Linked DNA regions of Homo sapiens: region 1 is linked to region 2. The links are chromatin contacts, found by Hi-C or POLR2A ChIA-PET in ENCODE. All regions are on one chromosome and are shown on one strand. Each heading gives the region's core, a stretch centred on a gene start or an enhancer-like site at or near the end of the contact. The rest is flanking DNA. Distances are from core to core; before and after follow the strand shown.

Region 1 (4,231 bases), core at 1,231-3,730, 100 kb before region 2:
GTTCAAGCGATTCTCCTGCCTCAGCCTCCTGAGTAGCTGGGACTACAGGCGCCCACCACCACGTCCAGCTAATTTTTTTTTTTTTTTTGAGACAGAGTCTCGCTCTGTCGCCCAGGCTGGAGTGCAGTGGCGTGATCTCGGCTCACTGCAAGCTCCACCTTCCAGGTTCACGCCATTCTCCTGCCTCAGTCTCCCGAGTAGCTGGGACTACAGGCGCCTGCCACCACTCCCAGCTAGTGTTTTGTATTTTTAGTAGAGACGGGGTTTCACCATGGTCTCGATCACGTCCAGCTAATTTTTGTATTGTTAGTAGAGACTGGGTCTTACTATGTTGGCCAGGCTGGTCTTGAACTCCTGACCTCAGGTGATCTGCTTGCCTCAGCCTCCCGAAGTGCTGGGATTATAGGCGTGAGCCACTGCGCCCAGCCATTATTATTCTTTTTAGAGACACAGGGTCTCCCTCTGTCACCCAGGCTGGAGTGCAGTGGCACCATCTTGGCTCACTGCAGCCTCATCCTCCCAGGCTCAGGTGATCCTCCGGCCTCAGCTTTCCAAGTAGCTGAGACCACAGGTGCACACCACCACACCCAGCTAATTTTTCAAATTATTTGTAGAGACAGGGGTCTCCCTGTGTTGCCGAGGCTGGTCTCAAACTTCTGGCCTCAAGGGATCCTCTCACCTTGGCCTCTCAAAGTGCTGAGGTTATGGGCCTGCGCCACCGAGCCTGGCCAAAAGTTTAACTTTAAAAAATTAGATTAGAAATCAGAAATTGAAAGAAAGGGGGTAGGGTGGAGCCCAGGAGAGGGGAGACATCCAGGACCTGCCTGGCCCCAAAAGAGAAGGGGAGGCTGCTCTGCCCCCACCCCGCTTCTCCGTCAGTGGGCTGCAGGGCCGGGGGTAAGGGGTCTAACTCCTACTGCTTCCCAACCCTCCGCGTCAGACAGCACCCCCTTCTCCAAACAACCCCGGCTTTGTCCCCTGGAGCCCTAAATAACAATAACAATAGCTGGCATTTATTGAGTTCCAGCCCAGGCAGGGAGGGCAGGGCAGAAACAGCACCCAACAGGACTGGGTGCAAGGCTCACACCTGTAATCCGGAAGGATCAGAAAGACCCAGGTGGGAGGATCACTTGAGCCCCGGGGGTGAAGACTGCCGCATGGGTGACAGAGCAAGACGCTATCTCAAAAAAAAAACCACCCACATCCACCCACTTCCTGCCAGGCCTAACCCCTGGGGCCTCCATGCACCAAGGGAAAGCTCTTCCAGGGTGGGGTCACCGGGAGGAGGGGGGAGGCTCAAGTTACAGAACAGCCTGGTAGGGGCTCAAAGACGCCCATCCTGGAAGAGGCCCCAGCACTGACCTCCGTGGGGGTGGAGATGAGGAGGATGGAAAGGGTGTCTTCCTCCAGCATCTTCCTGAAGGTGAAGGAGGGGCACCTTGGGGTGTCTAAGATTGTGACCCCAGGAGACCCCCAGCTAGCTGGGGTGTGCTGTGGGGGAACGGGGGGATCCCAGAGGCCCTGAGCCCAACTGAACAGATACAGACGGGACCAGATGGCCTCAGAGCTCCCCTGCGGGGCTCCCTGGAGCTATGGAGACCCCATTTATCCAGAGTCAGGTCGGTGCCTGAGCTTGGGCAGCCCCAGGTGGAAGGAGCCCATGGTGGGAGGAGCCTGTAGTGGGAGGAGCCTGTAGTGGGAGGAGCCTATGATGGGAGGGGCCGTGGTGGGGGGAGCCCGCGGTGGGAGGAGCCTGCGCTGGGAGGAGCCTGTGGTGGGAAGACCCTGTGGTGGGAGGGGCCGTAGTAGGGGAGCCCGCGGTGGGAGGAGCCTGCTCTGGGAGGAGCCTGTGGTGGGAGGGGCCGTGGTGGGGGGAGCCCGCGGTGGGAGGAGCCTATGATGGGAGGGGCCGTTGCGGGGGAGGGGGGAGCCCATGGTGGGAGGAGCCTGTGGTTGAGGAGCCTGCGGTGGGGGGAGCCTGCGGTGGGAGGAGCCTGTAATGGGTGGCATCTGTAATGGGCGGGGCCTTGCTGGGCAGAGCCCGCGGCGGGGGAAGCCGCCCCTCTCCTCTGTCCAGGCGCTGGGTGGTCCATCCGCCTGGTCACCGGCCACTGCCTCTCTCCCAAATTCCTCCGAGGGATTCCCGAGGAGTGCGCTCGGACTGGGGGGTTGAGCAGGAACTCCCTCCCAGTCACCCGAGGCTCCTGCGCCCCGCCCGAAGCCGGGGGTGCGTGGGGAGTGGTGCGCCCGCGGAAGGGCTCCGGGACGGGAACCCCCCTTGGAGCCTGGCTCTTGGACCAGCCACCCGCCGTGGCCCCTCAGTCGGGGACGCGGGCCCCCAGAAGTCTGGGGCTCTCCAGGAAGCGAAGCGGATGGAAGATTACTCGGCTCGGGGTCCCGGGTCCCCACCCCCGCCCCGCCCCCGGGCCGCAGCGTCACAAAGGCCGCTGGTCCCCAGGGCAACCCGCGGAGTGCGGAGGGAGGCTGGGCTCTGGGAAGTCCGCGCGCGGCTCCGCTTCAGAGGCAGGGCAAGTGGGCGCGGTCCTGGGGCGGCGGCGGGGGCCGGGAGAGGAGGGCTGGGGGTCTCGAGAAGGTAAGGGGCAGGCAGAGCGGCCGGGGAGGTGGGCCCGGGCCAGGGGAGCCAAGGGGAGTGTGGTGGAGGGGGTAGAGTGCGGGCACCTGGTGGTCTCAGGGAAGCGGGCCTGGGACCGGGGCGTGTAGGAAGCAGCGAGGGGCTCAGAACCACCTTTCCGGGTTCACGACCAGCCTCTCTGGGTGTTCCACCTGGGCAGCTGCTGGAGACTAGAAAACATCCCTCACACGTCACAGAGGCACGGTTTCCCTCCAGCGGTGAAATCCGCCCCAGCCTCCAGCAAGAGCAGGGCTTAGGCCTGGGGTCCTGGGGTCCTGCTCTCAGCTGGCACCTCACCCCAGACACACTCCCTGCTGCCCCCAGGGGCCTGTTCTCGAGGGATTCCCGAGGAGTGCGCTCGTGAAGTCATATCTGCCTCACGCCCAAAAGGGCAACCCTTCCCGGGCAGATATGACTTCACCACGTACCTGTGTGGCCCTGGGGAACTCAGCAACTGCTTAGCTCTCATTTGTGGGTCGTCCAAGGCCCAAGTGGCTGTGACAACCTGAGATCTCCAGGGTTGCTGGGAGCCGGGGCAGCAACCAGGGGTGCGGCTTGCTCTCCAGGGAGCTGCGGCAGAGCCTGGGGCCACAGCTGCACTCAGCCGGTGCACCCACGGACAGAGGGTCAGACTCGGCTCAGCACTGGGCTCAAGCCCTGGATGAGAACAAGAACCAAGCTTCTTAGCCTCAGGCTCCATCTGGGAAATGGAGTGTCACTTGTGGAGTCCATGAGCTCACCAGGGACAGGATCCCGGGTCCACAGCGAGGGCCCACAGCGTGGGAGGAGGGCTGCTCCTCCGGGCCCAGGCCTGGGCGCCCTCCTCCCATGCTGACCAGCCAGCTGGCCTCGTCTTTGGTGAGGCCTGTCTCTGTGCCCTACAACTGCGGTGAGGCGTGGAGCGTCCCCAGGGAGAACCGGAGCGGGAGGATGGCCCGCGAATGTCCCCGAGGGGGATCCTGTGCTGCTTAGGACCACGCCGTCCCCTCTCCACGGCCCCGAGGGGTGCCAGCAACCCCTTTCAGCAGCAGGGTTAGGAACTGGGGCCCTTGCAAGGCCACAGGTCAGGCGGTTCTGGCCAGAAGTCCGCAGTCCTAGTTCTTCCCTGTCCTGTCCCACAGGCCACTGGTTGTCAGTAGAGGTTTTTGCCCCTCAGTATAAACTGTGTCCAGATCTGTAGGCTGCCCATCCAGCCCTCCAGGCAGCCTCTTCCCATCGAGTTGTGCCCCCGAAGAAGGACAGAGGTCCAGCATGGGGTCAGTGGGCTGAATCCATCCCCCGAACATGCCACAGCCCAGGGGAGGCCAGCCTGCCTGGCAGCTGACACCCAGCCCTCCCCCCAGCTCCCGGATAATGAGCACCCATGTGGCAGGCCTGGGCCTGGACAAGATGAAGCTGGGCAATCCCCAGTCCTTCCTGGACCAGGAGGAGGCAGATGACCAGCAGCTGCTGGAACCAGAGGCGTGGAAGACCTACACCGAGCGCCGCAATGCCCTGCGTGAGTTCCTGACCTCGGACCTGAGTCCGCACCTGCTCAAGCGCCACCACGCCCGCATGCAGCTGCTGCGTAAGTGCTCCTACTACATCGAGGTCCTGCCC
Region 2 (4,711 bases), core at 1,629-4,128:
CCAGGAACACAGTAGATGTGCACAGTGTGCACTAGCAGGAACACACAACAGGGGTACTGACTGTCAGCACCTAGGCAGGCACACGCAATGGGGTACTGACTGTCAGCCATACTGACTGTCAGCGTGCTAGCAGGCATACACAACAGCTGTACTGACAGCACACTAGCAGGCACATGCCATAGGTGTACTGACTCTCAGTGCACTGGCAGGCACACGCAATAGGAGTAATGACAGCATGCTGGCAGGCACACAATAGCTGTACTGACTGTTTGCCCCAATATAGTGCCAGGTCTTGGAGCAGATTTTGACTTCTCACCAAGATCAAATGCAGAAAGTGCACGAGCATTTCAAAGATGTTTTTCACATGCACATTAGTGCTAGTTAAAAAAATGTTTTGACTGGGTGCAGTGGCTCACAACTGTAATCCCAACACTTTGGGGGGCCGAGGTGGGCAGATCACCTGAGGTCAGGAGTTTGAGACCAGCCTGGCCAACATGGTGAAACCCCATCTACCCTAAAAATACAAAAATTAGCCAGGTGTGGTGGCAGGTGCCTGTAATCTCAGCTACTTTGGAGGCTGAAGCAGGAGAATCACTTGAATCCAGGAGGCAGAGGTTGCAGTGAGCCGAGATCCCACCACTGCACTCCAGCCTGGGCAACAATATCAAGACTCCACCTCAAAAAAAAAAATGTTTTTCATAAAGTGTGACTTTTATCAGACCTCTGCATTCTTGAAATTAACTCTGGCTTGGCTGGGCGTGGTGGCCCACACCTGTAATCTTAACACTTTGGGAGGCTGAGGTGGGCAGATCACGAGGTCAGGAGTTCAAGACCAGCCTGACCAACATGATGAAACCCCATCTCTACTAAAAATACAAAAATTAGCCGGGCGTGGTGGCATGCACCTGTAATCCCAGCTACTCAGGAGGCTGAGGCAGGAGAATCGCTTGAACCCAGGAGGTGGAGGTTGCAGGGAGCCGAGATCGCACCACTCTATTCCAGCCTGGGCGACAGAGCAAGACTCTGTCTCAAAAAAAAAAAAGAAAGAAAGAAATTAACTCTGGCTCCTAGAAGGAGCCCTATATCTCAGCAGGACACTCAGTCATTCAACAGACATCTGTCAAGCACCTGCTGTATGCTGGAGCTGTGGGTACGTCAGCAATTAGAGGAAGAGGGCAGGGGTACAGGAGTTCCTGACCACCCCAGGCCAGCACGCTCCTATAGCAGCTGGCAAGGAGCAGATGACTCAGACTTCAGCTCAGTCCACAGGACAGCCTTTTCTGGCCACTGCTCTCAGGAGATGAGATGTGTGGCTGCAAAAGGTAAACTCCTGGCTCCTGAGCAGGCTCTGGGCAATCTGCTCAACGCTCTGTGCCTCACTTTCTCACCCAGAAAGTGTGGACAATGAGAGGACTTATCTGGCTGGGCGCGGTGGCTCACGCCTGTAATCCCAGCACTTTGGGAGGCCGAGGCGGGTGGATCACCTGAGGTCAGGAGTTCAAGACCTGCCTGGCCAACACGGTCAAACTCCATCTCTACTAAAAATATAAAAAATTAGCCGGGCTTAGTGGTGCACACCTGTAATCCCAGCTACTTGAGAGGCTGAGGCAGGAGAATCACTTGAACCCAGGAGGTGGAGGTTGCAGTGAGCCAAGATTGTGCCACTGCACTCCAGCCTGGGCAAAAAGCCAAAACTCTGTCTCAAAGAAAAAAGAATCATGGCAGAAGGTGAAGTCTATGTTAGTCCCAGTTCCCAGGTCGTACATGGCGGCAGGAGAAAGAGAGAGAGAAGGGGAAACTGCCACTTTTAAACCATCGGGTCTCCTGAGCACTCACTGTCAGAACAGCCTGGAGGAAACTGACCGCATGATCCAACCACCTCCCTCCAGGTCCCTCCCTCCACACGTGGGGATTACAATTCGAGGTGAGACTTGGGTGGAGACACAGAGCCGAACCATATCAGCATGTATGGGGGGCACTGAAACTTGTGCTTGGTGCCCATTCATTCAACGAGTGTGTGTGGCTGGTCTCCTCATCTTCAACTCCCTGCCGAGTCTCAGATAGGCAGCCTGCAGTTCCTTCACCACAACAGGCACATGGGGCTGGGTGCCAGTGAGTGCTGGGGCTTCTCCGAGCACTATCTCACACCCAGGAGCGTGGGCACGCATGGCATTCGCATGTGCCGTCAGTGGACATTAAACACAGCCATGAAGAAGCCACGAAGAAGTGCTGCCTGCCGGCCGTGCGCGGTCACGCAGCGCCAACTCCCTCCTGGGGCCTTCTGGGGCCTTCTGGGGCATGGGAGCTGGGGCCGCCTGAGACAAACATCCGTGACGCTGGGCTGACCCCACAGAACGGTGCGGGCCTCGCTCTTGGAGTCAGCCCTGCTGCCAGCCAGTGCCGGGTGCTGGGGACTCAGGGAGGCCCGCCGGGACCACTGCGGGACAGTGAGCCGAGCAGAAGCTGGAACGCAGGAGAGGAAGGAGAGGGGGCGGTCAGGGCTCTCAGGAGCCGGGTCCTGGGCAAGGCGCAGCCGTTTTCAAATTTTCAGGAAAGCGGTCGGCTCACACTCGAGCAGTAAAAAGATGCCTCTGGGGAGGAGGCCCGTGCAGCTCTCCGGGCAATGGTGGTGGCTCGGCCTAGAGAGGCGGTAGTGGAACGCAGACCCTGGTGGGGGAATGACATCAAGGGAGGAGACGGGCGGGACCCCAGATTTCTGCCTGTGGGCGATGGAAGTGAGGTTCACTGGCCAGCGGAGCCGGACACAGAACGCGCAAAACGCCGTGTAGGCCTGGAGGAGCCGAAGAGCAGGCGGACCCCCTCCGCGGGGGAACAGTTTCCGCCGGGAGCACAAAGCAACGGACCGGAAGTGGGGGGCGGAAGTGCAGTGGGCTCAGCGCCGACTGCGCGCCTCTGCCCGCGAAAACTCTGAGCTGGCTGACAGCTGGGGACGGGTGGCGGCCCTCGACTGGAGTCGGTTGAGTTCCTGAGGGACCCCGGTTCTGGAAGGTTCGCCGCGGAGACAAGTGAGCAGTGAGTCGCAGTGACCCTACAAGTGGTTCTTTTACCCGAGCGGCTCGTAGGCGCGTTGCGGTTTTTCGAAACTACAGCTCCCGGCAGGCCCCAAGCCGCCCTCGGGGCCGCGGGTCGGCGGATTGGCCGCGCTGCATTTTGGGACCTGTAGTTTCCTGCGCTCGTGGCGCTGGCGCCGCGGCGTTGGCTGAGCCCTTGACCGGGGCTGGAGGGAAGGGCCGACATTCAGTGTGTCCGCGTCTGTTCTGTTAGTCCCAGTTCCCGGGCGGGATTGAGGCTTAGAGAAGTTGAGTGATTTGCTGAGGGCTGCACGGGTTGGCATCCCGGCATGCTCTTTCGCTACTTTGGCTGCATCTGGTTGCCCACCCGGGCGGATGGGGAATGGACTCCAGCCAGCCAGGAGGGCAGAGGGCTGGAGAGGCAGGGCCGGAGGTTCAGACCCTCCGCTCTGACGTTGCGCCTGGTGAGGCCGGGAGGGGTGCCGCTTGCCTCTTCAGCCCTCACGCTCTTGTGGAAGTCGCGGAATTACTGCAGGCGGAACTTGCAGCACTGTGGGCGTCTTTTCCAGAGAAGGACGGAGTTGTGGGGCGGGAGGATAAGGCAAGGCCCAGCCACTTCGCATCTTCGCCCCGCCAGCTCCTCGAGATGGGATATACCAGGGTTGCTCTCCAACCCTCTCCGCAGGAGGGACTGATGGAAACGCCTGGGAAAGTAGCCCGGTACCCACAAAGGCTGTCTACAAACAGAGTCTTACTGTCTTTCCCAGGTCTGTGCCATAGGGATTCTCGAAGAGAACAGCGTTGTGTCCCAGTGCACATGCTCGCATCGCTTACCAGGAGTGCCCGAGACCCTAAGATGTTCGGAGTGGTTTTTTCGCACAGACCCGAATAGCCTGCCCCTCAGCCACGCTCTGTGCCCTTCTGAGAACAGGCTGATATGCCCAAGATAGTCCTGAATGGTGTGACCGTAGACTTCCCTTTCCAGCCCTACAAATGCCAACAGGAGTACATGACCAAGGTCCTGGAATGTCTGCAGCAGGTAGAGCACAGGCCCCGAGGAAAGGACTGCGGGTGGGTGGAGCTTCAGCCAGGACGGGGTGTGCTTCCCTCTCCCGGCCCATTCCAGCCAGGCCCCTCCGGGCCAGAGGCAGCGTCTGTCATAAAAAGGGCTGGTGTTCCAGGTGGGGTCAGAGAGAGGATTGACAAGTAAAAACGATCGTCCTTTGAAGGGGGCCGGCCCCTCCACACCTGTGGGTATTTCTCATCAGGCGGGACGAGAGACTGAGAAAATGAATAAGACACAGAGACAAAGTATAGAGAGAAAAGTGGGCCCAGGGGACCGGCGCTCAGCATACAGAGGACCTGCACCGGCACCAGTCTCTGAGTTTCCTCAGTATTCATTAATTACTATTTTCACTATCTCAGCAAGAGGAATGCGGCAGGACAGCAAGGTGATAGTGGGGAGAAGGTCAGCAAGAAAACGTGAGCAAAGGAATCTGGGTCACAAATAAGTTCAAGGGAAGGTACTATGCCTGGATGTGCACGTAGGCTAGTTTTATGCTTTTCTCCACCCAAACATCTCGGTGGAGTAAAGAGTAACAGAGCAGCATTGCTGCCAATATGTCTCGCCTCCTGCCACAGGGCGGCTTTTCTCCTATCTCAGAATTGAACAAATGTAC

Evidence for each region. A loop is a pair of places that touch in the nucleus more often than their neighbours do. ChIA-PET counts read pairs that join two places held with the same protein, here RNA polymerase II (POLR2A). Pooled maps may share reads with other maps.
Region 1: a map of CD8-positive, alpha-beta T cell shows a loop between it and region 2 (6-fold over the local background). The contact joins the promoter of FNDC11 here to the promoter of RTEL1 in region 2. A Hi-C loop is called at or near these places in 12 of 168 maps with a recorded cell type or tissue (B cell, CD14-positive monocyte, CD4-positive, alpha-beta memory T cell and 7 more), 29 of 37 single-sample maps with no recorded cell type and 16 of 50 pooled maps. POLR2A ChIA-PET finds 5 or more read pairs at or near these places in 19 of 52 experiments (B cell, CD4-positive, alpha-beta T cell, CD4-positive, alpha-beta memory T cell and 16 more).

Annotation. Positions count from the first base shown.
Region 1 is chr20:63,551,679-63,555,909 of GRCh38, forward strand. It overlaps FNDC11 (fibronectin type III domain containing 11), which reads left to right and starts at 2,481. Exons shown (of 2, transcript NM_001319152.2): 1 at 2,481-2,528; 2 at 3,976-4,231. The coding sequence starts at 3,986. RefSeq lists enhancers at 1,293-1,382, 1,678-1,972 and silencers at 1,663-1,722, 1,743-1,892, 1,913-2,052, 2,323-2,572.
Region 2 is chr20:63,655,434-63,660,144 of GRCh38, forward strand. It overlaps RTEL1 (regulator of telomere elongation helicase 1), which reads left to right and starts at 2,879. Exons shown (of 35, transcript NM_001283009.2): 1 at 2,879-3,033; 2 at 3,800-4,071. The coding sequence starts at 3,970. It overlaps RTEL1-TNFRSF6B (RTEL1-TNFRSF6B readthrough (NMD candidate)), which reads left to right and starts at 2,377. Exons shown (of 38, transcript NR_037882.1): 1 at 2,377-3,033; 2 at 3,800-4,071. RefSeq lists enhancers at 2,574-2,813, 2,844-2,933, 2,954-3,113, 3,234-3,303, 3,454-3,503.